Linked DNA regions of Mus musculus: all the other regions are linked to region 2. Evidence: chromatin loops called from intact Hi-C (ENCODE). Cell type or tissue: left cerebral cortex. All regions are shown on one strand. Each heading gives the region's core, and the rest is flanking DNA. Links, peaks and the distances in the headings are about the cores only. Region 1 overlaps Lrrc4c (leucine rich repeat containing 4C). Region 2 overlaps Lrrc4c (leucine rich repeat containing 4C). Region 3 overlaps Lrrc4c (leucine rich repeat containing 4C).

The links. Hi-C counts contacts between places; a loop is a spot of excess contacts. Peaks named below come from ENCODE experiments on the same cell type or tissue, not always from the same donor. Only the 100,000 strongest peaks of a DNase experiment are listed, where the experiment ranks them.
Region 1: it touches region 2 in a loop (2.7-fold over the local background); 5 of 42 quality-filtered maps call a loop at or near these places.
Region 3: it touches region 2 in a loop (4-fold over the local background); 5 of 42 quality-filtered maps call a loop at or near these places.

Annotation. Positions count from the first base shown.
Region 1 is chr2:97,475,336-97,483,280 of GRCm38, forward strand. All of the region lies in intron 6 of Lrrc4c (leucine rich repeat containing 4C), which reads left to right. Among named protein-coding and RNA genes, the nearest start is that of Gm22313, 240 kb to the left of the region's middle. In left cerebral cortex, for the core only: a CTCF peak has its summit at 4,650 (motif pointing right); DNase peaks (open chromatin) are centred at 3,049, 3,365 and 3,785; H3K4me3 peaks cover 1,108 bases; H3K27ac peaks cover 2,095 bases.
Region 2 is chr2:97,610,746-97,618,690 of GRCm38, forward strand. All of the region lies in intron 8 of Lrrc4c (leucine rich repeat containing 4C), which reads left to right. Among named protein-coding and RNA genes, the nearest start is that of Gm22313, 380 kb to the left of the region's middle. In left cerebral cortex, for the core only: CTCF peaks have their summits at 2,746, 2,971 and 4,183 (motif pointing right); a DNase peak (open chromatin) is centred at 4,169; H3K27ac peaks cover 594 bases.
Region 3 is chr2:97,461,955-97,469,899 of GRCm38, forward strand. It overlaps Lrrc4c (leucine rich repeat containing 4C), which reads left to right. Exons shown (of 9, transcript NM_001363047.1): 6 at 6,186-6,466. Among named protein-coding and RNA genes, the nearest start is that of Gm22313, 230 kb to the left of the region's middle. In left cerebral cortex, for the core only: a CTCF peak has its summit at 4,362 (motif pointing right); DNase peaks (open chromatin) are centred at 3,992, 4,426, 5,285, 5,427 and 2 more places; H3K4me3 peaks cover 3,054 bases; H3K27ac peaks cover 3,039 bases.

The DNA of each region.
Region 1 (7,945 bases), core at 1,861-6,860, 140 kb before region 2:
TGAGTTCATGTAGGTATTTCAGAGGTTTGAGGATTTATTTTTCAAAGATTAGTTTTATTATTCATTTTACTTTCTCCTCCTCTTCCTCCTTTCTGATTAGGATTTCCTCCCCATTTCTGAGAGCTATTTACCTAGTTCATTTGGAGACACCCAATTCTATTCCTTAGCCATAATTGTACATGGAGAGACCTAATCAATCTCCATAATCAATAACTTTCTTACTTTCTTGGATCTCATGTTGGCTTCATAAACTTTCTACAATTGAAATTGATTGTTTTCCTTCCAGTAACTTCTGAATCTAGAGTTTCCAATACTTATAGCTCTTTAACCTTCTTGTCCAAGCAGTAATCAAATTCAATTGTTAGCTTCTGTCACACAATTTCCTAGATTCCATCATTGTGTTTAACAATACACTTTTCTTCAGTGTAGTTTGTCACTCATTCTCTTACAAGCATTATTCTAAGAATAAAGCTTTTGTTCTATAATCTGTGAGTATCTTTGTAAACTGAACTCCATGCTTTTCTCCTGATTGTAACCAATTGACCAGCATGGTCATACCTTCTCTTGTCTTCCTGCTTTTCTAAAAATTTCACTCCTCTGGAGATCTGGCTAGCTTCGACTTGAATTTTGTAGCTGACACATGACACTGGCCAAGCATATGCTTCATATGTCAAGCCTCAAAACCTGCATTCTCCTAGACTCTTACATATCTTTATCTGGACACATAGGTGTGTTCTTTCTTCTGCTCAGAAACATCTTGGTTATCACATGCTCGCTCTTGTCATTGTTGCAATGTATCTACCTACTTGGCTACACCCACTCAATTTAGATAAAGACCTCATGATATCCCTTTTCTCATCTCTAACACTCACCGAGACAATAGAAATTTATTTTGGCAGAACCTAAAAACAAGTTAAAAGGAAGGGTCTATGACTGGGATATAAGGTGAATAAATAAATAAATAAATAAATAAATAAATAAATAATAAACAAGTAAATAAATAAAACAAGTGGACGGAGCTAAGACATGGTCTTAATTTGGCTTCTAATAAAAGCTAAAATTTTAAAAATACTTCTGCCATTAGAATTACTGTCACATAATTTTCTCCAGTGTCTAGGTTTCTAATTAGCATTATTTGTAAAATTTATTGAAATTTTCTCTGCTTTAATAATAGTATACATATATTTCTCAATCATCACTTCTCAAATTGTACTACCTGTACATTTTTACAATAAGTTGATACAAATAGATTAACAAGCAATGGTGCCTTAACTTGTTCAATTTTCTAAGTACATTTATGGTTCCTGTTTGGCCTTTTGAAATAGTGATGGTAGCTGTCCTTGAGAATACCATTTTTAACATAGGCATATGTAGTATAGTGTTATATTTTATCTCACTCGTATTAAATGCTTAATGCAGATTTTGTCAGACACATTCCTCACAGGCATCACTCACAGATAGTGTAATTACTCTCCCAAATTAAGTTGTTCACTGCACAGTATTCAAAGCTGGGTAAGGTTTGCCTTCCCACTCTGGAAGGCCTACCACAAAGATTATGGATTTCGAGCATGGAGATTACCTGAATACAAACTCTTGCAAAGAGAATCAGGGTGTAAGGGCTGAGGTTCTTCTTCCTATCAAAGTGTAGCTGCTTTTCACATTATATCAAGAACAGCTTTTACTGAACCCAGTTGTTTTGATCTTATGCTTTGAAATGATGTCTTCTCCTTTCTTGCAAAAACAACTCCAAACAAACAAACAAACAAACAACACCAGAAATAACATAAAACAAAAAACCAACAGAATAAACTAATTTAGGTGAAGGATAATGCTAAGGGAAGATCAAACTGAGTTATGTTTGAATTTTATTCTTCAATCTTTAGTAATGAATGTCTTGACTATTTGAAATATTAATGTTTTGTTAAATATTCACTGAAATGTTTTCTACTCATTTTAGATATCTTCTACTTAGAAATTAGGAATAGTCGTAATTTTTTTAGTAGATAAAAGTACGTTGATAGTGATTTTTACAGTGTTTAGAACATCTCACTTTTCCTTTTCATCTTATGAACAAGTTTTTTATCTCAAGATTTCCAATACAGCTGCATATTCTCTACTAGCTAACGAGATAATGCCTGAGGAGCTGAGAATGGGAAGGTGCCAGGGAGGACTTACTTGGGAGAGTCAGTGCTGAATCTGGTGATTCCTTCTTGCCAAACTAAAGTTGCCAGGAGCACACTGTTTCCTTGAGAGTAGCTCATCTGTTCAATCTCACCGATCTTGAAGAAGTAATAATAAGAAATGCAAAGGGAAAGCAATTATTAAAGTGGATATGGTATTGCATAAGGGTTCACAGATTTAGAATGGGAAGATCATCTGTCTTTGGACAACTAATATACTTTCATAATTATTAGCCTCATCTATTCCTGTACATATAGCCTAAGCCATTTTGATTGAGATCTTATTATGAATGCATATGTTTATTTGCATGTTTTGGTTACTAAATCAAGAACCCACTGTAAAATATTAAGACATTTATTCTCATGACAAAGGATGTGTGTTGTTTAATGATAGCTTGGTACTGAGGTGTAGATTTCAGTAATTAAGACAAAGATTCTAAGAAAGCTTTGGGACCTTTGGAAGCGTAAAGAATTCTTTCTCCTGAATTTTTGCAGCCAGATCTCAGATGTGCAGACTTTTCACAATCTTTGGTTGATAGTATAAAAAAATGAGGGAAGGAGAGAGAGAGTGGATAAACCTGACCTGCTGTTATAATGCAATAGAGAGAATGTTACTTGTTTATTGGCTAATCCCTAGAGAGACTCACTTAATCTAGAATCAGCATTCTAATGGATTGTGAGGGAACTTGGGTTGGGTGCCTCTCAAAGTCAGAAGCCACCCAAAAAGAGTTAACATCTATGAAATGGTGCTCCGGAAGGCAAGAATGGAGCTATGAAGGCTTTCTCTGTATTGTTTGAACGTTGCCATGGCAATCGTTTCCAGCAGAAGTTACATGTTTTCAATTCCCCAAAGCATCAAGCAGGCATTCCCTCTCACCCATTCTCCATCCGTGCCTGTGAGCCTTCATTCAAGCCATTGCCTTCTTCTCTGTCTGTCTTCTCTCTTGTCCTCACTTCTCTCAAGTTATCCCCCATTAATAACAAAAGTGTCCCTACCCTAAGGGGTCACTTGTGGCAGAAAGTAATTCAGGCATATAGTACTCTACTCGATCCATTTTCCTGTTTCCCCCCTTCTGTTTACGTATTAAAGACCTAATTAGACTGAAGCTGTGGATAGAAGCCGGGTTCGGCTTTCCCTTGTTGGTAGGACACAGAACATATTATAATGGTTGGTGTTGTGGTGATATGTTAATTGGATCGCTCCAGGCAAGTGCAGAGCAGCCGTCTCTGACAATTAGAAAGAACAATGGCTTTACTATGAAGCAGCTCCCTCTCTGAATCAGTGCAGGGATTAGCATGCACTGCAAGTCTCTAGAAGGTTCCTGTATACCCAAGACAGATCTGCAGTTAGAAATGCATCCTGTCCCTTTAAGCAAGAATGCTGCTGCCTTTCACTTAGCTTATTTTCCTGGCATGGGACAAGAAGTGAGGGTAGATCTGGCTAGGTGAGCTGCAGAGGAAACCCTACCCTGTTGAAGACCTAAACCCTAGGATATATCGTGAGGATATTAGCACGGTCTCTTTGCCTGCTTAATGCACGTGGCTGGTGAATTGTGAAATGGGTCTCATTAGAGCCTTTCATATCCTGGAATGTGCCAAAGTGCATTGCAGGCACAGCGCCATCACTTTGGGTCCAGCCCTGCTGTTCTTCACAGCAGCCAAGAAGGGACAGAGGCTCTGTCTGTATTAAAGGCCTCAGTCTCATTCCCCTCTGTCTACTGTTCATTGTAAGGCTCCTGTGGCCCTTTCAGCCCAGTCAGGGATGAGGCACAGCACATTCCCTAGGTGTTTGTGGAGAAGAAATGTGAAAGATTCTAAGTATCACTGTGGAGTTTAAGGCAGCCATTGGAGGCTGCTACCTACATAACCCCCCACTCCCAGGATGCCTTTAGGGTTGCACTTGTTTTGCTTTGTTTTTGTTTTTGTTTGCTTGCTTGTTTAATTGTTTTCCTGAAAATATTTCCAGATACTCACCTGAAAGAAAGTATGGGTAGACTGTCCTAACTAAGCCACATTGTATTATTAGATACAAAAACTCTTTGCTTTCCCCCACTAGCTTGACATACTAAGGGTTTTGGAATGAACCTATATATCCCAGAATATAGCCCCATCTGTATTATGAGCTACCATACATTGAATATTATGTATCTCAGTTGCTTGGTGTTAATTAAAATACAACATGATTCTAAAAAGTCCATAATATAAAGGCATAAATAAATCTCAGAACCAAGTTTAGACAAGCCTCATGTTACTGGTTCAGCACACTCTTCGTTCTTAACCCCAAATTTCTCAACTATATTATGGGAATAACTATAGTATGGGTGATGAGGATACAATTGAAAATATGCATTAAATGCATTTATCAGGGTTTTTTTTTAAGATTTTTTATTTATTATTATATGTAAGTACACTGTAGCTGTCTTCAGACTCCCCAGAAGAGGGAGTCAGATCTTGTTACGGATGGTTGTGAGCCACCATGTGGTTGCTGGGATTTGAACTCTGGACCTTCGGAAGAGCAGTCGGGTGCTCTTACCCACTGAGCCATCTCACCAGCCCCAGGGTTTTTTTTTTTTTGTTTGTTTTTTTGTTTTTTTTTTTTTATATACTTCTAAATGTTTGTTAAAGGATTTGTCTCCTACTGCCCCCTTTCTTCTTGGATTTTTAGACAGGGTTTCATTATATAGTGCTGGTTGGCTTAGAACTTAATATGTAGATGTCCCAGGACTCTAAATGGCAATGAGGTAATCTTCCTATATCTGCTTCCAAGTGGTGAAACTACATACATGATCACAATCCCTCCCAAATTATGTTTTCTTATAAAAGCACTGTGAAATAAAGACTAGATGTTTGTCTAAAGAAGAAAAGGAGATTAAGAAAAGTGACTAAGTGGTTATTTTTTAATGACAAAGGAAAAGGGCATTAGAAATTGAGTTTCCAAATTTAGGATGATGTAATTCAAGATTTGTCCTTTGTAAGTTTGTAGTTTTGACAGCAAAATCTATAGGATCGATGGCATTGTTGCTTTCATCTTGAACATCTGATTTGTGTTCATACATATTAGACTTTTTTACGTCACTGATGAGCTGCACCTTGTTATTAGCAATTAGCTACTCAGGAAATGAAAGAGGAAAAATAGCTATGAAGAACTGAAGCAGAAATAAACGAAAAGTCCTACAAGCCTATGGAAGTCAGGCACAGTCTGACCCAGCTGTTCACAACTCTACAGGGACCTCAGTCCTTTTTGGGTAGACTTCCCACATGCACCATTCTCATTTGGGGGCATTTGGCTTCCACTTTTTCAACCACTCATTGAAAGATCCACATGTGTGTCCCATCATTCACAGACATCTTAAGGTCTCTATTCACAGGCTAGCACAGCCCTATTGGAGAAATAATTTAATCACAAATGGGGGTTTCTATCCCGTCTTTGATCATTTAGTTCTACTTCCCTGCCAATAACCCCACATATGACTTACCATATTCTGCCTGGCTGCTCTTAACTCCAATTGGCCAGCCATCATGGTCATGTTTTCATGACTCATCTACTCCATGGCTTACTCTCCTATCTCCTACTTCTTTTTCTCATGGTCCTCCTCAGAGCCTAAGCCAGGAAACTGAAAACTTCACCTACCTCTCTTATGCCCAGCCATAGCTCGTCCACATCTTTATTCAACCAATAGTTTTAAATTAATGTGCAAGGTCACATAGCATCACTTGCTGTATAAGAGCATTCTCTTGTTCTTGACTCAAAAATAGGCAGTATTTAGCATTGTAACACATAGCAACAGACCAAGACTCAACAATTCCCCTTTAGTTTAAATAAAAAGGCTCTTTCTGTTATAATACTATGCCATATTATTCATGGGCTGCTCTTAAATTGAATTGAGTAAACTCCCAGGATGAATATGGCAAGTTATATTTCTGGGTTATTGGCAGGGAAGTAGAGATAATAGCATAAAGGGTAGGTATCTGCCCAGCTCTAATGCATAAGGCTTATCATAAGTATAAAAGGTTTTGGGTCTCTTAGCTGGGAAATGAATAATCAAAGCTGGGTTAGAAATCCCGATTGATATTAAATAATTCCTACATCACCACTCATATGCCCACTCATAGACTAGTGCTTGCTTGAAAGGAATAGAATTAAAAGTCAAGAACATCCGTCACTTAAAACTGAGGACCAATAACAGATGCAAGAAGGTAATATAGGCAATTTTACGAATCACAATTTGTATACTTGGAGAGAAAAACTATCATCCATATCTATGTCATATCCAGTAGTTCAGAAGGGGATTATACACTGGCACTTCATACTCTAAGTAACTCATACTCTACCATACTAGAGGTATTAGTTATGTTGATACTTATCTGAGATGCTATATTTTACATAGGTATTGAAATTTACTATCTGTCTCAAGAACTGAAAATCATCTGTGCCCATGAGTTTTGAAGAACCACTTCATCTACGTCAATGTTTCCTTTGCACTGTTCCTCTCGTCCTTAGGAACAGATATGTACTCGGGGAGACTGTGGTGGGGGGAGGGAAATGCCGGCTTATTTGAAAGATGAGGAAATTAAAACAAGAACAAAAGATCCCTGGAGATGTCCTTTAAATCTCAAACACCCACACTTCTGGTTAGCTGCATTAACCATGCTTCTCTCAGCTTTGATTTAATGTAATTTGCTAGCACATAGAGTTGTGGCACTCACTTGCCCTTTCCTTGAGATCTTCATTTTCCTTACCCAGGCTTGATATTCCAAATAACATGCCACAGTTTCCTTTGCCTCTTCACTGAAAAGAGGGAACTGTACTTACATTCAAATAACTGTTTAGCAGTTTCTCTGAAAACAAGAGGTTGCTTATCAAGTACAAAGACAGCAGCATTACTTTTTGTAGGCTTGCATGTGTTTAAAGAAAAAAAAAAACAAGATTACTTTTTTGTACTTGAATTCCATGCTGAGAACACTACGGTGCAATGATATGCTTCAAGCAAAGTTTGTATGTGTCTTCGAAAGGTTCTCAGACAGACAAAAAAATATGAGGTAGGTTTTTTCATTATTATTGTAGAACAATAAAGATTGCCATTTGCATTCCATCTTAAAGTTGCCATGCCAATGGATTATTATATGTGATTTTTGTCAGTTTGTCTTTAGAACAGCAGCATTAATGCTAAGAAGAAAATCAATAGTATATGCTAATTATTAAGTGATTATGAAGTGCATTCTAAATGGTTTGTCTTCTATAAACATTGAGTTTACAGGTAAATAAGATTATAGTTTTCAAAGGACAGGAAAGGGAAGTTTAGCTAGGCTCAGTCACTTTTCGTATCATAGAGTTAATGAATGTAAAAAAATGACTGTTCCAGTCAACCCTGATGATTTCTCTGCTAGCCACTTTGTCCTAGTATGGCTTTACATTACTAAATATATGCCAATTTGGGAGCTGTAGAGATGACTTGAAGTTAAGAGCACTGGCTGCTCTTGTAGAGGATCTGGGTCCAATCCCCAGGACCGACATGACAACTCACAACCATCTGTAACTCCAGTCCTGTGGAATCAAAACCCTGTTGTGGCTTAGAGTGCATCAGGTACCCATGTAGTACACAGATAATCACATCAGGAAACAGACACATTTAATAATAAAATAGATTTTACAAATATCTTGTCATTTGATTTCTCCAAACTTAAATCAAGATATCAAAGACTGATAGCCATTTTATTTGCCATTTTGCTTTTAATTTTTTATTAGATATTTTCTTCATTTACAT
Region 2 (7,945 bases), core at 1,585-6,584:
TGGATAAACCCTGTTGTTTCTCTCTGAGCTAATAATTATCCACTAAGGACACACTCACTCATTCAGTATAGCGCATGGCATTGCTTTATGACTCAATCATTTATGCTAGGCTAGTTTTAGTATTCTGCTTCAAATGATCAATGAGGGAGACTTACAGAATTGCAGGAATTCCCTCTAGGTGATGTGTTGGTAAGCATACTTAGACATATATTAACAGTGCTGAAGGGAACTTTAAACATTCTCTTTCTCAATGCTACTATAAAATGAATCCTAGATATGTCTAATGATTTTTGCTAGGGGTTATATATATTTATGGTTTTGGTTACTGTCTAGGAAATTGGAGCTGTGTACTCTTTAATAATGAACAAGGAAGTAGGTACTGAGGGAAATATTGGAAGGTGGTTTTTACAATGTGAATGACTTTGTACACATGCTATTTATTCTCTTCAGATTGCTTCACATAGCAATTTAAATTGCATTACTCATTACAAAAATCCATATGCCTTTTGGGTGCTATTGTTGCTTTGTTTGTTTTCAGCCTATGGAGGCAATGATGACCTTGGCACAAGGCATTTCCTAAGGATTAATGAGCAGTTGGGGGTTAATGACTATCAATTCCTCCCAGCTAGTCATCAATCCAAAGGAAGCAAAGGCAGCAAGGCCATTAACTGCATTACCAACTTTCTGAAATCAGATTCTTCTTTGTCTGCCTTGCTAAGGACTTTCATTTTGGATGAACTTGTTAGTTTGTTCAAAATTTTTCACTTACCTGGACAGGGACAGAAAAAATGTTACCCATTATTTGTTTTATCTATCTATCTATCTATCTATCTATCTATCTATCTATCTATCTATCTATCTATCTATCTATCTATCTATGTATCTACACACACATATATATAACAAATATATATATATATATGAGAGATACGTTCATGAAAACAAATCACTTTTTAGTTAATATGTATGTCATATATAAATATACATATAGATATGCAGATATCTGCATTTATATCAAATTATTGGTAATAAAAGAAAATATACACATATTGAGTTCCTTTGGGCTACTTTGATTACCACAATCTGACAAGCTTGGATTTGTTTTTATCTTTTCATCCTTATTTACTATTCCCAATTCAAAGTCTGAAGGGATTCATCCCATTTCATATTAAGGCAAGCTAAAATATGTGCCAATCTTCTGAAATATCTTTCCTCAATATACAATATGAAGGCTGGTTTGATAGTATGCTTGATGGCCTGTTTGGAGTTTTTAGTATAGTTTTTTTTTATGAACTATCATTTTTCATTGATTCTTATCACATCATTGTTCTTCATTGATGTTAATAACACGAATATGTCTCCATTTGACACCAGTCAGGTGATGACCAACAGCCTGAAAGATAAGTCAACAGTAATGTAATTTTGAGTGGCAATATCCTTTTAGTAATAAACTAAACTCCTGTGAAAATGAATCTGAAATAGACACAGTCATAGTCCTCACCTGTTGAAGATTCTCTGGTATTTTATTTTCTCTTCCTGCATCTAGGCTCTTCCATTGTCTGTTTTGTCTATTGTTTATGTGAGACAGAACAAAAAAACTGACTGTAGTTTTGGTGTTTAAGATATATGGCAAATACGTGACACCATGGCAACCTACATCCAAAGAATTTTTCTGTAGACATTTTTCCTGAACACTTGCTGAGGAACTGAATTTAATTCTTTCATCTTAGTAACAGAAGTTGATGTCTTATCCCAAGACAACAGTAAACACACTTACAAAAACACATAACGAATTGACACACAGAGAGATACCAGTCCAATATATTATTTCTAAATTTGAAACAGATCTACAAGTACTACAGTAATAGATCTATGTGCATAGAATGTAATCATTTTTGAACTGTAGGATTCTATGATTAGACAATGATAAAACACTTGATACAATGAAAACAAAAACAAATATCAAATATTTAAATACCCTTCTAATTTTTCTCTTTATTATCTCTTCTGTCACCATAATAGCACAGAATATAAAACAAGACACACAAACTTACACTAGTTTCACAGAAAAACATTGCACAGACATATTTCTGAGTTTTAATTTGTTTTTCATTTGGATTGGTTGTTTAAGTAACTGAAAACTGATTACAAACAACATTTTTAAGGCCACCTCTTTCTTTTAAATCATATATATATATATATATATATATATATACATATATATGTATATATAGTGTGTTCATAAATATATATACACACACACATATGTATATACATACATAGGAAATAGATCATCTGCACTACTTTCAATAACTTATTTAAATGCTTATTATCTAATTCATTTTTTTACATTCTTAATTCATTTATGTTTTATATTTTGGGGGGGAGTTATAAGAAATAGTCATCCAGTCCATTCTTCACTATTTTTACTGATAACAGAAATAACTTAAGTCATATTGGCTCTCCTGAATTTTAATAATAGCCTTTAGTTATCAATTATTGCAAAATTGGTTTATCTACATGGCTCCTTACTAAAATTTAAATACGTTATATAATCAATAATTCAATATAACAACTATTTACTAAATAGTTAGATGGAATCCAGTTTTACTCTTTAAGAAACTTTTGAGTAAATAAATAAGGTAGCCACCTAGACAAACATTGACATTCATGAATAAATTTGCTAAGTTTAATCTTGGCTTTACTGACCACTAGGGGAAGAATGGATTAGTAAAAATCTTAAGAGAATAGAATTAGTTATGGTAAATAGGTTCTGGTTGGACATAATTTAATGAAATAATCTGAGTGAGGAATTCAAAGCCAAAAGAAGAAAAAAAATATCTGAAGGGGAAATGTAGGATGATCTGATTAGAATGTAAAACAGAATGCCATTGTTACTGTAGTAAGACTCTCAGTAAACAAGTCTTGGACAATCATATGCTATAGCACCTTGGAGTGAATACTTCTCATGCCATGTTAAGGCACTGTTTATCTGGAGATAATTTGGTCCTACAGGGGGCTGTCTGGAAATATTGGAAGACATTTTATTTTTCACTTCTGGGATTGCTGCTGGCATCTAGTGGGTGCATGCAGTAAAGGACCGAGGAATTTATTGTCAGATACACTTTGTTGCCTAGTTTCTCATCTGATACTAACTTCAGTTACTTTAAGCAAAAACATTACTGTGAACAATTACTATGGGAAAATATGAAAACAAAATAACAGCTTTGAGGTAAGGAAAAACATGAGCTAATCATTTGGTGTCCTGTGAACTTGAAGAAAAGGAGAAGAAGAGAAAGAGCAGGGTCTTTGGGCCCCAGATATTATAGTATATGCACAAAGGATGCTACTTGAAGTATACCATGCACATTTCTAAGAGCTAGAATGTTCTGATTGCATAATCAGAAGAATCACACACAGAGCAATTTGGAGTCTGAGACTCAGTGGTCCTCCTCTTCACTCTGGCTAAGCATTTAGCTAAACAAATAGTTGTTATAAAAACACAAACATGGTACTGAACAACTCTAATCCCACCAAATAATTTGAAAAACAACTCTGTCATCTATATTTTATATTTTCATAAATAATCAATCTCAAAAAATGGATATGATTCTAAGGGATTCACATTCAGACAGAAGGCTCATACTAGCTATCTTTATTTTCTTTGCATCATAAGAAGGCAAGTAAACAAGGAAGCCAAAACTAAATTAATTTTATGTTTAGTTTTGCCAAGAGGTTACTGATTGTGGGTGTGTATTTTTTGATTTAGGAGAAGTTGACTTTTTCTTGCTAATATGAAGTTGGAGCTGTGACTGCCTCCTTAGCCTGCTCATCTATTATAATGTGCTGCTTTGGACTGTGACAGTAGCTCAAGGAAACCATTTTTTTTCATGGATTTTAAGAAAAATGTTCCTAATGGGTCTGTGGAGCACATTTTGCAATGATAAAGAGGCCATGGCCTTTAAAGGGCACTCGCCTTTACTGACTTTATGATTTCTTATCCTCTCCTTTAAAAAAATGGGGGTGGGAGGAAAAGGATAGAGAAAAATACCAATAGCTGGAACCGGAGCGGTGAAGGTTACTTACCAGTTCTGAGGGTTAGGAGCCATGAAGCAAAACATGGAAAGGATCTGCTTCCTATAAGTAGAACCTTTTCAGACAGCCATGTTATTTTAGGCACAAACAGCAGATGGCATTGTTTGGTCAAACATCAAACAGGGCTGCTAGGATAATAAATGAAAAGGGAAAATGAGGAAAATCTTCTCTACTTTCTCCATCCAAAAAGCACTCAAGAAAGATCAAGAAGAGAGTGAAATGATCTGCAATTTGCTGTGTAGTTCCAGCTCTTTAGCAAAAGTAACTACAAACCAGAAATATAACTCGGAAATGGATGAAATTCTTGCTATAGGAATGGGACTCTACTAGATGCTAAGGATCCATTAATAAGTTCCAGGCTCCCAGAAACAGTTGGTTTACAGTCTCAACCATCTACACGCTGCCTTTGTCAATTTACCCATTTTCTCATGGATGCATGCTTTAACAAATACTTGAACAGTATAATTTTAGGGAATTGCTACTAAGTTATGTGATTATCAGCACTCTGATAATCTTGCATCAAGGCTTAATAGGAAATAAAAGAAACACTTGTGTTTAGAAAAATAATATACATTTATTTATATATATATATATACATATATATATACAGTATTCAATCTCATATATACATATATACACATATATATGAAATTGAAGTATTTCAATATTTTACAGTGGAATAACCAGGTATAGTAATTTACAATGACATTCTGAATAGGTAAATGTAAAAATAAAATTCTTGATGTCACTTTCAATGATCAAATAAAAGGTGATATATTTCTCTCTCTCTCTCTCTCTCTCTCTCTCTCTCTTATGGGTATTTGCACTATAGGGAAGCATACTGTAAAGGACAGAGGTATACCAAGTTGAAATATTTGGAAAGTAAAGAAGGGTCCATGAAATTGAAGGAATAAATTACAGTAAAACTAAAACATAACAAAATGAATTAGAAACATATTCAGTTTGCATTGTTTTACAAGAATATGGAGGCAAAATAAGAATTTCAATGGAAAGACAACACAAACATGTTTATATATTTAAAATGCACTAAATATATTTCATGAAGAATTAGATATGACAGGCCAACTGTGAAAAGGGAGATAAGATATTTTAGAGGGTGTCCAAGTTAGAAATGAAATGTCATGGATAAGAAGGGAAATGCTAGGCTATGTTTAGGAGTACTGCTAAAGAAAAGAGTGCTGGGCATGATGAGAATACAGAAAAAATAAATAAATCATCGAAAACTACAATGTTGCCTTGAGCTACTTGGTATATGTTACTAGCCTTGACAGTGGGACAGAGGCAGTTTTCTGTATATGCTATGCTATTTAATTCATGCAGTCTTTACAGTGTATGCTTATCAGATCTTATCACACCTACTTGGGAAAATGTAACTCATGACAGACTTTTAATAAAGTTTGAATGAATAATAATGGTAAACTAACCCTGCAACAGAAGTCATTTTAGTCCAAATCCTGCTTTTATTCCACTAAGTACTACTGTAAGAAACTAGAAATTCTCCCCCATGTACTTTAATATGTTTCTAGGTTGTAACAAAACTGAAGCTGAATGCATGCCTACTTCTTCCACACAATTCACCATATAGATTTGAGTAGCAGCGATGATTCGTGTGTGACTTCAGGATGAAATTTTTTACTCTAGCTCGGTCCTCCATCTGTGCAATTTATATTTCATGTTCTTGGAGATGTTAACTAGGCTGGGTCAATTTCAAACTTTGTAACTCTGTCGTAGGCAATTCAACTGAAGATCAGCACCATGCAATTTTAAAGTGATGTGTGGTGTGTAGATTATTGAAGTCACTTTCCCGCCATAAACTGGACTTTCCCCTTCAATTTCTGTTCTCCACAAAGGCAGAAATAATGTCTTCACAATATCCCTTCATGCTTAAAGGTCTCAATTTTTTTGTCTTAAATATATTTATTGAAGCCAATCTAAACAGTTATGTTAGATGTGCAGCAAGTCCCAATGGATCAAGTTATACATCCAAATTTAACTCCTCTGCATCAGGAGTCCTTGACTTTGACTGTAAGCTTAATTTTTATTCTTCCTTTTATGACTAATATCAATTTACCTCCTAGACCACTAAATTTCCTCAGTATAAATCTGTTTCTATACTTAATTATACTTGAAATATTTTCTGAAAATTATACAATAGGTTATGCCTACATCAATTTTTAACTATGACTCAGAACATTTAAATATTTTCTACATCAAATTGCAATGCACAGATGCAAATATACACACTTTCATGTTCTGAGTGTGAATTTATATTATCCACATTGCACCCATAACAACATTCAAAAATTCAGAAGACTTTCTTGATTTAGAAATTTTGTTTGCTTTTTTTTTTTTTTTTAATAATCCTTGGTTTATTTTCCAGAGCATAGCATTATGTTGGTTGTTACCACCTGGGTTGTCTTCTTTTTTTCTTTTTCTTTTTCTTTTTCTTTTTCTTTTTCTTTTTCTTTTTCATTTTCTTTTTCTTTTTCTTTTTCTTTTTCTATTTTTCTTTTTCTTTTTCTCTTTCTCTTTTCCTTTTCCTTTTTCTTTCTTTTTCTCTTTTTCTTTTCCTTTTTCATCTTCATCTTCTTTTTGTCTTTGTCTTCTTCTTCTTCTTCTTCTTCTTCTTCTTCTTCTTCTTCTTCTTCTTCTTCTTCTTCTTTTTCTTCTTCTTCTCTTCTTTCTCTTTCTCCTTCTCCTCCTCCTCCATCACCTCCTCCTCCTCCTTCTTCAGCTTTTTCTTTTTCCTTTAATAAACCATTGTCTCTATATTCAGTTTTTACTCATTTAATCATATTCTAATGTCACATATAATCACTAGTCATATATTACAAGGGTGTAAGTCAAGGTTTCTTAAAATGCAAATGTGGAGGCAGATTCTTTCTCATAAAACGCACTTTCTAATACCTAAATGTCATTTTAGAAACATTTTTGAAGACACTATGCTTGAAGAACAACTGTCTGTTGACTTGACAGGTCAAGTCTGAGAGTTGCAGCCATTTAAAATCTGTACTGTTCTCATTATCATTACCTAGAGCTGGTCTTGAGTATATTTATCTATAAAATGTTCCTTGAAATTCTGCATGCATATGTACTCCTGCACAAAGCTCAACATTCTTGGAAGGCTGCATTTAAAAATGGGGTGTAGGCAGTATTAGAAAATACTGTTAAAACAAATTTGATTTAAAAAGGTCAGCTCCCATTGGTAATAGTGTGATTTAATTTGAGTCTTTTTCTCTTATAGTATTTTTAAATATAAAAAGATGCTGATAAATGATTTTTCAGCAGAAAATTTTATTGTTGTGACAGGAATAAACTTTAGTAATTTTCTTGCAAACAAATCAGGGTAATTGTGATTAATTTGATGAGAAGAATTCAACCAGTAAAATGTCATAAGAATTTCAAATTTTCAACTACTTTTATCTTTTCTTTATTAACTTGATGAGATGATTTCAGAAGACAAAAAAAAAAAAAAGAAGAGAAAGAGAGAGACACAGAGAGAGACACAAAGAGAGACAGAAAGAATGGATAGATGTTAGGTGATAGAGAGATGATAAAAGGTCAATAGATCAATAGATAGATAGACAGATAGATAGACAGATAGACAATAGAGATGGATATGATATATCAAAATATGTTTAGTTGCTTATAACCTAAAAAACAAAACAAGCAAACCAACAAAAGACCCCACACATTCAGGGATCAGTGGATTGATATCATTAAAAATGTGCACAGGAAGAACCATTACTATATCATTTAGTTCATTAGTTCCTCACAAACTTAAAGAATTTATTTTCACTTCCTCATTTTTTATTTATTTATTTTGCTA
Region 3 (7,945 bases), core at 2,038-7,037, 150 kb before region 2:
AGAGAATGGAATTTGTGCTTTGTTAGGTCTAAGGTCACCATTTCAAAAGAATTCCTAAAATGTAACTGAATCTAAATAAATTTCAAACTGACAAATTGTCATACATTTTTTTTAAAGTTATTTTTTATATGACTTCAAGTCACTCTAATCATTTGTCATGGTACCCAACATATTTTAAATGATGAGAACTCCTCTCATGAACACAACTTCTTCACTAATGTCCTTACTTTACATACTTTTTTTTTGTAAAGAGTAACTTTCTATGGAGAATATTATGCAATATCTAATAATCATTGAATATCAGGGTGAAGAAATTAAATTCAGTTGGCTTCACAGTAAATTTTCTTTTAAAAAAATAATCCATATTTTTAAATGAACGTATCTCTCTTAAAGGATGCTAATGGTCCCTTCTTGCCTTCAGGTCTTTCCACCTACCTTGTTTCAATATTCTTGTAACATTATATAATAACTTATAACATTTGTGTGTGTTGGATGTGTATTCATATGAGCATACATGTACATATCTGCATACATAAAGAGATGCAAGAAGTGTCTTTATCGGTCTCTTTCTCACTTGTTTTGTTAGACATTGATTCTCACTGAACCTTAGTTCACTAACTTGACCATAGTGGCCACTCAGAGAGCTCCAGAGATTTCTTATCTCTGTCTTCCCAGTTCTGGGATTAGAGATGAGTACACAGTGCTTTTCATGGAGATGACATTCAGGTACTAGAAATTCTGCAGCATGCACTTTGCTGACTAAGGCACCACCCTAGTTCCATGAATTATCATTAAATTAGTAGAACTATCTATTGATTTTTTTCATTCAAACAAGTGGGCAGTTCATTTATCAAATCAATAAGGATATATTAAGTAGCAAAGTATCAGACACTGTGGTCTGATTTTTTCCCTTTATCATTCCCTTCTTCATTCTTTCTCATTTGCTTTTCCATTCCCAAACTAATACTAAAGAGAAGTATAATAAACAAACAAACAAACAACAAGAGTAGCAGGAGCCTATCAAGCAACCCCAGTCAGGTCCATAAAGATGAGGAAAGACAGCTAAAGGAGATATTTTCACATTGCCAGGTAGATGGGGTGAATGGGAATTAGTGATGTCTTCCATAATGACAGGCAGTAATAGGAGATTATTAAATCCCCTCTTTGTTGGGATGCATCAAATGACTGTAACATGGGAATGTACACTGGACTGTACAGGCAAGATAAAAAACTGAGACAAATATTAAAATCCAAGAGAGAACAAGCAGTAAATCTAGATGGGGTAAATGCTGCATTTTGGAGTTTCCATCATCAAAGGAATGTATTGGAAATAAACAGCTGTCTTCATATATACTTGCACTTTAGTATCCTCATCTGTATTACTAGAATCTAAGAATATACGCTTGTTGAGATGCCTTCTGGTCCTGAGGCACTGTCTGTGTTATATTGCCTAACAGCACATATGACCATAACAATATAGCATTTAATATTAAAGTAAATTTTAAGTTAATTTAATAGGCTTAATTTATATCAGCTTGTGTGAATTACAGAGGCAAGCTTGATATGATTATTCTCTGTTTATAATATATTTGAGACTAAAAGAGAGAACTCTCAGGTTTTGTTCCATAAAATAATGACTTAGACCTAAAAATATATACTGTGCACTGACAAAATTGCCTATAGTTGTGGAAAATCACTCCTTAAATCTAGTGAGCAACATGATATACACAGTCTTTTTATTTTCTTTATTTTTAAACAAAGTTACTGAATTCATGCTATTTACTGGTTTGTGTTTCTGATTACAAGATGCTGTCCCCTGCTGTTTGCTAAAGATTATACCAGCTCAGAGTCACCAACCCAGAGAGAAATAATATGACAAGTTTATTTGATCTTAACATCAGAAGATCAAAATGTGGACTTCTGTGTATCTATAGAAGAAAAACCACCTTGGGGACATCACCTTCCCTCTGCCCAAGTTGTCTCACTGCAGTGACCTTCATTTCTAGACAGGGCTTTGAACAGAACAGCTGATGCGCTGGAAGCATGAGGATGGAAGGCCTTATTTACTAAGCAATTATTTCTTCTAAAAGACAGCTTATGAAGGATCTTAAACCCATGTATCTATTAAGCATAACTGACATCCCTGATGGATTTATATATAAACACTTGTGTGTCTCAACTAAGTTTGCATGTGTGCTTTTAGGAGCGTTCCCTTGCTGAGTCTTTATTTCGGTTCACTTTAACGAAGACCACCCAGCAGTATAAAACAGTGCCATCTCTACAGAACTACAAACTCTCCTCCGGGGAACCACACTGATAATAAGAGCCAGTGTGTTCATGACTGTTTTCTATATGACAGGCTGCTCTCTGTGTGACCGGAAACTTGAATTCATGGGAAATTAGAAGAAGTGAAATTGACTGGATCTGGGTTCAATATTTGGCTGTCATTTACCAAGTATATCATGACATTTCACTTTGCCTGCCTTCAAAATCGTTCAGCTGTTTGAATATTAAATAAAGTGATGCATAAAAGAGGCTGCAAAACATCATACAGAAGCGTGATTAATAATTGACTATGAATGCAAATATGAATATCAGATGACCAGTTCAGTGTCGTGTAGAGCAAATAGGCAACTTTGGTACTGTAGATAGGCAATGAGACACTAAGCAGAACTAGGACATCTTCCTTGATTCTCTACTTAGCATCATTCCTTCCTTTTATGTCACTCAAGAGAATACTTAACTCTGAAGGGTGATAAAGGTGTCTAGTAACAGCTGGTATACCTCGGTTTGAATTACCATACTGTTGATCTTCCCTATGCTGTCTATTTCCCTAAAAAGAATTCCTAATACCTTTCAATTTACTTTTAAAAATGGGGGGGGGGCAACTTCTCTGAACCCATCCAGAGCATCTAGGGAAAGAATTTTCCAATGTTTCCCCAGTGAGTAAATGATGCTTGACCAACACAAACTGACGTTATAACCAGTGGCTTACTAGTGTTTGTGAATCAGGCCATGTAACATCTTTTTAAATATAAAAGCATTAACTCCTTCACAAATTCACATTGTACATGTGTAACAACTACATCAATGCTCTCACAAACCTATTGAGAAACCATAAGCAAATGAAGCTGAATCTGCGACGAGGGTATTTTCCCTTGCAGGTGATGACATCTGAAATCCATATTACCGCTTCTCCTTCGCCTTCAAAGAAATGTATAGATATACATTTTTGAACTCCAAAGAACTAAATATATAGGGGTTTGCATATAATATAAAAGGGAAAAGAACATTTGTCATGAACTTGGATAGGCCTTTGATATCCCTGTAGTAACACAAAAGCTCTTATCTTATTTCCCAGCCATAATTTTTTTTAAACATTTGCACACTCTGTTTGAGCCAAGAGTGGTATCTGATATTTGGAATGTTATAAAACAAAACCACAAACACACACACACACACACACACACACACACACACACACACACACACACACAAATCAGATGACCAAATACACCATAAAAAAAGGCCCTAGGAGAAATGAAACAAAAATATTTATTTACCTTCACTTTCAACAGGCACAGTCGCTAATATTTATAATCATCACTTTAAATTTCATTTGACCTCATATCTCAAATATGCTTGGGAGACTTAAAAATGACTGACTGTAGCTAATGGAAAGAGTTTTGTGATAATTATATACCAGAGAAAAATGTCAAAATATGTAACTATTTTATCATTGTTCTATGGTCCCCGCTTCTTAGGAAAGGCAGTAGAGGTGAAATTTGCCAAGTGCTCTTCTAACACGGGGTGATGGAAAAGCCCACATTCAGGAGCGAGGGATGCTGGAATTGAGTTGTCAAGCTGTCCCGAATGTCTTGTACAAACTGAACAGGCCAATTTACTGCAACACTGCCTAGACTGAAGGCTCCTATCTAGCCTTTACACTTGTTTCCTCCTGGAGAGATTACCCTGCTCCCCCAAGCTTTCCCTCCCTGGCAGCTCCTGACCTACCCTGGATTCCTCCTGAAAAACCAATTCTCCAAAGGAGAGCAGTCTTAATCCCTACCTTGGGACCAGCGTGCTGGACTTCCCAGAGAGGCTCCTACCATCAATCTGAAAGGAAAAGCTTAGTGTTTGTTGATAATTTTTAAATCAAGTGGTGAATTGATTTCAATATATTCTCTTTTGTACCTTAAAACTCTCAGCTTTCGGGATGAAAACCAGCAAGCTTTAAAAAAAATAAAAAATAAAAATAAAATTGACAACTCCCACACAGCCTGAATTGCTTTTTCTGATTACAAGCCTCGGACGCTGAGGGGCTGCTTTAAAACGGCGTTTTTCCGACTCTCCCCTCCAGGTGGCAGCAGTGCTACACCTCAGTGGTTCCAATCCCTTTTTCCCTGACTTCAAGTGTTAATGCAATTGACCAATCACTGCTAAGATGATGGGAGGTAATTGGGTAATTGTATTTTACTGATCTCTAGCGGAGAAAGGGAAAGGGAAAGGGGCAAGAAAGAGGGCCAGAGGAGGGGAAGGGACTGCAGTCCTGGAACGCTTTGGGGAGTCAGGACCCTAAGTAACAGGACCTGGCATTGGTGGAAAGTCTAGACTGGCAGACGCTGCCAACCGCTCAGTGAGCGCTTTCATTTATCTGGGAAGAGAGAAGAGAGAGGAGAGGGAGAGAGTTCACCGCGAAGTGGATGGAAGGGGAGCCGGGACTATGGCACTGAGACCGGCGCAGAGCAGCTGCGCGCCCGAGGACGAATCTCCTCCAGGAGGACCAGCGGGCGTCGGGAACGGCTGCGCACAGAGGAATCAACTTGTGGCTCCAGACCGTCCCCAACGCAGCTGGAAATGAGATCAAAGCTGCAGTTTCATTCCAGAAGGATGAGAGGAGCCAGTGATTAGAGAATTTTTTTTAACCCTCTTCATTCCTGTTTCGTTACCCCCCCCCCTTTTTTCTTTAAATATATTTTTTGAATATTTTTTTTTCCTTTTTAAAATTACCTAACACCACGTCAGCCCCTTCACTTTGTTTTCCCTGCTTGAAATAAAAGCCTAGCCTGAACTTCCACAACCTTGGGGACTCGAGATCTACTGCTGGATGATGGAGAAGGGGACACCAGTGCTGGCAGGGGCCGCTGGCGAGGGACCGCATCGAGCGTCTCTCCGGTGATCCCTGCCCTGATCGCCCAGTTCAGCTATACCTGGAGGACCTGTACCCAGTGCTGGGAGTGGGGGAGGGGACCCAGTGAAAGCCACCCAGAGCCTTAAAAAAAAAAAAAAAAAGTAGCTGACCGGGGGCGGAACGGGTTTGTTCTTGACAGCTGACGGAGCCTTGAAATTTTCCTCCTCTACCTCCGCCCCCTCCCCCGCCCCTGCCCCCCGCACTCCATTTAACGTGAGATTATGAAATCGCAGAGGCGGTGGAGGGAAGGCGACGGGATCTAACAGGGAGTTTGGAGGGGCGAGGGGGGAAGGTGGCTGGGTGGCTGAAATCAAAAATCCAATTGCGCACTGGGTTGTGATGAGAAATCTAATCAGATCTTTGACGAAGGGGCCGGCCGGAAGGGTAGCCGGTGGGGGCAGTTGATCCCTAAATTCTCCGAAGGGAAAGCTGGGGAAAGGAATCGAGGATGTAAAGACAAGACTTTTTTGTTCTTCTTTCTTTCTTTCTTTTCTTTTCTTTCTTTTTTTCCTTTTCTTTTTCTTTTTTTTTTTCTTTCCTTTTTTTTAACCCCCGGAGGAGGTGGCTTTTGGGTGCCTTGCTAAAATGAAGGATACGGGACGCAGCTCTCTCTTGGAGCAGAACGCAGAGGATAAGGTGATGGTGCCAGAGAGAAGAAAGAATGAAGCTTTTTCTTGTGAGACCTGGATCGTAACATAAATGTGTATATGGCCACACGGAGAGCATTGGGGGGAAAAATGAAATAAGCTGATGTCAGACCTGCGGGGTTTGGTGTATTCTGACATAAATAATCATAAAATAGCTGTCCCCCTCCCCCAAGGATGTTTGGAAATGAAGAACTGAGGATCCACAAAGAAAAAGTGTGCTCATTTTTCTCTGTAAAAGAGAAAGTACGCCAAGGAGATATTTTTGGAATGAAAAGTTTGGGGCTTTTTTTAGAAAAGTAAAGACCTGATATATATATATTTTTTTTTCTTTTGGAATTTCCCACAAGAGGAGAGGAAATTAATAATACATCTGCAAAGAAATCCCACTGAAGAAAAGTTGACCGTGGAAGAAGGAAGCATTGATTGGGAAAGAAATCAGCAGAGGACCCTTGGATCAGTGCCCGTGTTGACTAAAATTGAAGGATAATTGCAGTTGGATTTTTTTTTCTTCACCAACCTCCTTTTTTGTGTGTTTTCTTTCTCGTTTTCTTTTGGTGTCAAGACCGTGCATTCTTTCTTGTTCTTAACCACCTGGATTTCCCTCGGGATGTAGCTGTGCTGAAATACAGTGAGTGATCCTAATTTTCTTATTTATCAGGGCAGAAATTGTTCATTAATTTAGTGTTCTGGTTCTCTTTCTTTCCCCCTCCCCCCTCACTGTGGTTTTTTCAAGGACCCGGCTATTGGGAACAAGAAAATGAGGGACAGGGTGGCCCACGCAGTTGTTCCATCAAGCTGTGCTCACTGATAAGCTGGACTGCTATAATGATGCAGGTTGTCTGCATTCTACGCAAATGCCTTTGCAAGTGTTCAGTATGGAGAAGAAGGAAAGAAAAAAAAAGCTCTCCATGAAAGCTGCTGCAGTGTGGGGTGCGGATGCTAGTGATTGACACTCTAGAATGCATTTAAGTTACCAGGAAACCCCAGAGTTAGCAGCACAAATGTTGGCTATTGGAAATCGAAGGGGCCCAATTTAAATTTCATTATCCAACCCGACACTGCAGATCAACAGAAGTATTAACACAAAACTAAGATACTCAAGCAGGTGAAGGATGGCTTCTGGCTAATTCATAACAGGGAATTGTGCGGTGGCAGAGGAAGTGGTAGAGCGCTTCCTGCACTCCCTTGTCTAAATGTGGTCTTTGCATCCCTGGGGGCTTCAGTGATGAAACTGTGACTGAAACAAGGAGGACCCATTCACCCCACCCCTTGTAACTTCAGACTCCCTTGGTTTTCAGAGAAGTGGCACTCAGATTGTAAAGGACCTGAATATTTAGCATAGGCTTTGTGAGGAACCCTCCAAACACCACTAAGATACAGCTTTTGAGAGAAAAGGCAGACATTTACCGTCCTGCGGTAACTTAGAAAGGAATACCAAAGAACAATTTGTGTGTTGAGTACCAAAGCTTATCATGGACCAAGTTTGCTTTGAAAGAAAGAAGTCAATGAAGACAAACAAACCAACAAACAAAAGTAAATAATAATTAAATAAAAGAGAATGTTGCATGTGATTTGAGAGGCTGGGACCTACAGGATCACCTCCCCCTCCTCCACCTCTGTCAGAGTCTTAGAGCTTGTCTGCGATACAGAAATGCTTTCACCCCCACCTATGACACCCACCTCTCTCTGGAGGCTTCGATTAGAACCATGAACTGTCAGGTAACTTTAGAACTATATCACACAGGCTAAGCAAAGAAGAAACTGAGGCCAGGAGAGAAACCATAATTCCTTGGTTAATGACCAAACAAGTCTGAGACAGATGACTCACACAAGCCTCAGAGAAGCAGACAAGTTTTGAATCCAAACTAGGAAGAAATCTGGCACATATATGAGGCTCACAGCTGCCATTTTTATTTGGGAGAGAAAGGCACAGTGATCTAGAGATGATGAAGTAAACTTCTGTCAGTGTAGACAACAAGATTTCTAAGTGCCAACATCCCTCTCCTCTCCTCTCCTCTCCTCTCCTCTCCTCTCCTCTCCTCTCCTCTCCTCTCCTCTCCTCTCCTCTCCTCTCCTCTCCTCTCCTCTCCTCCCCTCCCCTCCCCTC